Regions from separate parts of the Homo sapiens genome. Here region 2 is linked to region 1. A link is a contact called in ENCODE Hi-C or POLR2A ChIA-PET data. All regions are on one chromosome and are shown on one strand. Each heading gives the region's core, a stretch centred on a gene start or an enhancer-like site at or near the end of the contact. The rest is flanking DNA. Distances are from core to core; before and after follow the strand shown. Region 1 holds the start of FAM3A (FAM3 metabolism regulating signaling molecule A). Region 2 overlaps TKTL1 (transketolase like 1).

The links. Hi-C counts contacts between places; a loop is a spot of excess contacts on that map. ChIA-PET counts read pairs that join two places held with the same protein, here RNA polymerase II (POLR2A). Pooled maps may share reads with other maps.
Region 2: a loop to region 1 is called in a pooled map, with 2.5 times the contacts of the local background. The contact joins the enhancer-like site here to the promoter of FAM3A in region 1. A Hi-C loop is called at or near these places in 1 of 50 pooled maps. POLR2A ChIA-PET finds 5 or more read pairs at or near these places in 2 of 52 experiments (T-cell and endothelial cell of umbilical vein).

The regions. Positions count from the first base shown.
Region 1 is chrX:154,514,902-154,517,620 of GRCh38, forward strand. FAM3A (FAM3 metabolism regulating signaling molecule A) reads right to left here and starts at 1,331. Exons shown (of 9, transcript NM_021806.4): 1 at 859-1,331. The coding sequence starts at 871. It overlaps LOC124905229 (a long non-coding RNA gene), which reads left to right and starts at 579. Exons shown (of 2, transcript XR_007068357.1): 1 at 579-814. RefSeq lists enhancers at 599-1,222, 1,223-1,845 and silencers at 1,196-1,605, 1,821-1,977.
Region 2 is chrX:154,307,217-154,309,935 of GRCh38, forward strand. It overlaps TKTL1 (transketolase like 1), which reads left to right. Exons shown (of 13, transcript NM_012253.4): 3 at 2,129-2,226. Among named protein-coding and RNA genes, the nearest start is that of TKTL1, 13 kb to the left of the region's middle. Within about 2 kb of position 1,320, at least 2 of the 41 ENCODE cell types and tissues checked have a DNase peak (open chromatin) inside an H3K27ac peak, as active enhancers do.

The sequences.
Region 1 (2,719 bases), core at 81-2,580:
CGGTGGCGCAATCTCGGCTCACTGCAACCTCAGCCTCCCGGGTAGCTGGGATTACAGGCACCCGCCACCACGCCAGGCTCATTTTTTTGTATTTTTTTAGTAGAGATGAGGATTCACCATGTTGGCCAGGCTGGTCTCGAACTCCTGACTTCAAGTGATCCTCCCACCTCGGCCTCCCAAAGTGCTAGGATTACAGGCGTGAGCCACCGCGCCCGGCCTGTAGTGTGTTTTTAGATGATGTCATCTACTCCTAGCTCTTTAATTAAGCACCATGTGTCAATGACTTTCTATTTTCTAGTTCCAGCCGTGGCCTCTCTTGAAACCACTCCCTGCCAGCTGGTTCCTCAGTGGCCAGCTCCACCTGGATATGTCCACAAAGTTACCACCTTAGCAAGTCTGAAGTCCAATTCCCGAGTTGTTTCTACTCTCCACCCAGCCCCAACCTATCCCTCCCCAAGGATCTTCATCTTACTTGTCCAGGTGACAGTAGGGCTGTCATCGGGTTCATGTCGAAGCCCACAGCCACTTTTGTCACTTCCCCTCTAAGACCACGCCTCTCCACCTGGACTGCCCACCTCCTCTCTCTCACCACTCATTTTCCAAAAAGCAGCTGGTCTGCTACCTGCGTTGGGAGATACTGACTATACTAATCCTCATGTCATAGCTCGGGGAGCTGACGTCCTCAGAGGTGAAAGGATTTGGTTAAGGTCAAGGAACGAGTGTTTGTGCAGAGTCCTCCATTTCCAAAACCAAACCCAGTGGTTCACCCGGGCCTCTCCAGACACAGATGTCGCGACGCTGGGCCTCCAGCCAGGTGCCCTTTTCAACTCCCTCCCGTTCGCTGTGGAAGCCACCCACCTGCCAACCTCATGTCCACTTCTCCTGCTGGGTTGGGACCGCCGGCAAGTGCACTGTTTGGGGGCAAAGCGGAAGGACAGGTTTGGGTGGGGGTCAGGGGCAAGCCTGTGCGGGACCCCTGCTGGGGGCGGGCGCGATCGGTGCTACGACCTGTTTGTCCAGCCGCCCGGCCAGGCAGGGCTCCTCGGAAACGCGCGGGGAAACCCTGCCTGGCCAGGAGGGGCCTCAGGAACCCGTTGGCTCACGATCTTGCCCACAGGAGCCTCCGGGGCTGGGACGAAGATGTGGTTCTCCTGGGCTCGGGCCGTTCCTCCGGGCCTGGGGGCTGGCGATGCGGGCCGGGCCGGAGATTTCTCTGGCCGTGGGGAGACGTGGGCTCGGTCAGGGAGGTTCCCTGTCAGGCCCGCCGACCCGCTCCGCCCCGGGAGAGGACGCAAGGCCGCTGCGCAGGGTGGCCAGGCAGGCCCGGCAATGGCGGCTAAGGGCGGGGCCACAGCCCGCCGGCCCCGCCCCCGGCAGCAGCTGCGCCGTCTGGCTCCACGCAGGCCCCGCCTCCAGACCCGCCTCTACCGCTCGCGCTGGCCGCCGCATGGGAGGGGCCTGAACCTGTCCCGCCCCGAACCTGTCCCGCCCCTGGATCCCTCGTCGGCCCCACCTCCGCAGTGCGTTCAGGCTGAACCCACCGGCCGCCGAGTGGGAGGGGCCCACGTCGGTCCCGCCCCGGAAGTCTCCCCTCGGCCCTTTCTCGGGTGGGAGAGCCCTGCCTACCCAGGCTTAGAGGGCTGGGGCTGCGCTTGCACCCTGAGGTCAGATTTGTGAGTCGTGGGAAGACGCAGATGGATCTGGGGCAGAATTAGAACCTGTTCCAAAGTTGATCCATGCGCTTTGTAAAGGCAAGGGAGGTACAGAGGCGCAGATAGGGAAGACCGCAGGATCCAGCGTGAGCCTCTGGCTGCCTTTCCTTAGGGTCTGTTTTCTGTCCAGAAGCGCGTTCCTGCTGTCTCTCGTTATCACTTTTATAATGGGACGGGGCGTCTCAAACTATTTCGACATCCTTGAAAACTCTTGCCTGCTCCGCCTGCCTGGTCTCTAACACCCTCCTCCTCAGAGCTGCTCAAGCTGTGTTGTTTACGCCACACCCCACCCTAAAAGCAGAGGAGAATACAACTTTCGGGGGCAGTGGAGGGGGGAGTTTAGCGCTATAACCCGAGGCTTTCACAGCAAACCAGAATTTATTTTGAGGCCTCTCAGGTTCAGCTTTCAAGTCACGTGACTTTCGCGTCCTACACAACTCTTATTTTCACTTGAAAACAAGTGTGACGTCGTGAATTCCCTAACAATAGGAAAAAAGAAGGCTCCAGAAAGAGCGGTGCTTGGCTTTCCCAGCGGCTCCAAATGGTGCCCGGCACCCAGCTGGCTGTATGGACCTGGGGTGGTCTCCGGCCGCAGGCAGACGCGGCCCTTCGGCCTTTCTCCAGTCACCCCAATTCTCCCTGACTGCCTGGCTATCTCCCCTCCGCGCCTGCCCGCACGCTGCCCCCAACACTGCCCGGGCTCCCTCTGCCCATGAGAACACGGGTCAAGCTCCCGTCCCTTCTGCCCTGCCGGCTGCCCCAAGTGCGCCCTGACCACCTACTGCGCTGGCATGGCCGGGGCCACCCTGACAGCTGATCCATCATCTGTCTGGAGAGCAGCAGCAGGGCCCAATGAGAACCACGGAAACCTCCCTGCCCTTTGACCCAACTTACGGGAATCTCCTACCCTTAGGGAAACAATGCAAAATATAGAGAAAGTTTATAGAGCCGGGCATGGGAGAGCCCTGGTTAGAATCCAGCAGCTTCTATACTGGAGTACTCAACAG
Region 2 (2,719 bases), core at 70-2,569, 210 kb before region 1:
CAAAAAAAAAGAAAAATCTAGACTGTCATATAACAGCTGCTATCAGAGCCATTGGCCTTAGGGGATGAAGAGGCTTTCTATCGGGCAGCAGCACACCAGGCCCTGTTCGGCTGCCAGAATTTGTGTGTTCATCAGATTTAGCTGGCTGATGAAATTGGAACAAAAGAGAAAACACATGAAGCATAGTCCATTGTGGTTTGCCTGGGAACGGGGTAAACAGCTATACTCCAGGCAGAGCAGATCTTTATTCTAGCCTTTCACCTCCCTGAATCGTCTGCCCCGCAGCATAAGGGTTCTTGAGAAAGACAGCACCCATGTGGGAGCACTTCTGCCATAACGGGCATCATACTGATGCCTCACCATTTTCTCAATCTATCCTCACTTTATCCTTGACCTCCTGTCACCTAAGGGGGCTCTGGTCTCCATTGCACCCATAAAGTCTTTGAGATGGGCCCACTGGCCTCACACTTCACAGCCAGAGGGAAGCAGAGTTGGTCTGACTGCTGAGCCCAGGCTCGGTCCATTATGTTATAGGACTTCCAAGGGCATGCAAGGCGACTGGGAGCCAGAGCTTGTTACGTGAGTGTGGTGGGTGCCATAGGGAGGGAGATGTGGCTAGAGGCATAGTCAAAAGAGACTTGAGTTGAGTGGGGCAGTTCTGCTGGGCTGGAAATGCAGAACCAAAAGGGAGTCTCTGGGGGGCACAAAGCATGCAGAGAATTCCGGGGAAGGTCAAGAGCAACCAGAGAGTAGCAGAGGGTAGGAAGCAAGAAGCAGGAGATCAGAGAATCGTAAATACCATCCATCCATCTACAGTAGTGATGACCTCGCTCATCTCTGCTCGAATGGCGCTGACGTTTGAGCAGAGGAGGGTGACAGGCAGGAAACAAACTTTTAAGTCAATAGATGGAGTGTCAGGTGGGGCCAAGCATCTGGAATCAAGTAAAAGTGGAGGAGGTAGGAGGCACTGGTTGAAAAAGAGTGGTCCAGAAAGACCTCAGTGCTGACGCTTGAGCAGGGATTTGGAAGAGGCAGGAGAGTGAGCTGTGCCCACATCCACGCACAAGCACTCCGGTAGTGGGTGCCATGAGTGCTAAGGCCCTGAGGCAGGTGTATGCCCACTGTGTTCAAGGAGCAGCAAGGAGGCCAGGGTGCCAGAGCAGTGGAAGGGAGAAATGGAGGTGATGGGGGCTGGGGTGGGCAGACAGGTGCAAACAGTTGAGCTCTACTTGGTGGGAGGTCGGAAGACCTTAGAAAGTTGAGCGATGTGATCAGTCAACTTCAGTTTTAACAGGCTCCCCCTTGTGGCTAGATTGAGAATGGCTGTGGGGGAGGCTGGGAGGCCACTGCAGTGACAGAGGCAAGGGATGTTTAAGACCAGGTCGAAATGGTGGCTGCAGAAGCTGTTGGGTAAATTCAGTATGCTTGCAAGTTGGGCCTCTCCAGTCAGTGCAGCAGCTCTTTGGCATGACCTTGTGGCCCACAGAGGGCCACATTTTCTGCTTGGGATAGTGATGACCCTGTGCCTGCAAACAGGATGTTGGGGGTGGGGTAGATGCTAGTAGAAAGGGATTCATTTCTAGCGTGGGCACTTCTAGATGAGCACGTGTAAGATCTCAGTTGACCTGAGTTTTATAAACCAGGGAACCAGAGTATTCTCTTTCTGGTTTCTGTTTTAAGAATCCATATCCTCCATAGGATTGAACATGTGATTTGTGCATGACCGGGAAGGGCCATGGGAAAATGTCAAGAATCATACTTTACGTTTTCTGCTTTGTACTTGGGCTCCCCGTCTCTATTCCCAAAGCTCCAGCCACCCTTGCCATACTGTATGGATTACCTATGACTCCCTGGGCAGGGACAGTGGATGTCTTCGTCACCTTAGTCACCTGAGTTTCCAGCCCAGGCTGAGCCCTGGGCTTGACCCATTTTCCACTTGTAACGTTGATCGGAAGCTTGGGGTGCATATGGGTGTGGGGAAGAGGAATTCACCCAGCAGGGCGGGAGGGGCTGTTCGGATGGGACGCTGCTACAGAGCTGACAGGAGCAGCCTGCACTCAGTGCGTGAGTCCACCTGATACCATGTCCTGCAGCTGCGTCTGGGCTCACTGGGTCCCTTCTCTTACAGAGACTGTCGTTTGTGGATGTGGCAACAGGATGGCTCGGACAAGGACTGGGAGTTGCATGTGGAATGGCATATACTGGCAAGTACTTCGACAGGGCCAGGTGAGGTTCTTCCCCAGAAGCCATTTAACTGCCCTACATCTACATCCCCTTCCTAGAGTCTCGGGGGGCAGCCACCTATCTCCGTGATGTGGAGAGCCCTGAAGGGCCAGTCCCCATCACATCCCGTGGTGACCCCTCTGGAAGGCCTTCCCTGTGCCTTTTCCCCACCTCGGGCGGCTGCCCCACTTTCTCTCCCACAGGTCTGTTGAAAGGTTTCAGCTGCTGTTGCCTTTCCATTCTTATCCTAGGGTTGATAGCTTTTTTAAAACTTCCAGCACTTTAGTGGGGTCTGGGATGTGTGGTTTGTTTTTGAGACTGAGTCTCACTCTGTGGCCAGGCTGGAGTGCAGTGGCATGATCTCGGCTCACTGCAACCTCTGCCTCCCAGTTTCAAGTGATTCTCCTGCCTCAGCCTCCTGAGTAGCTGGGATTACAGGCATGCACCACCATGCCCAGCTAATTTTTGTATTTTTGGTAGAGATGGGGTTTCGCCA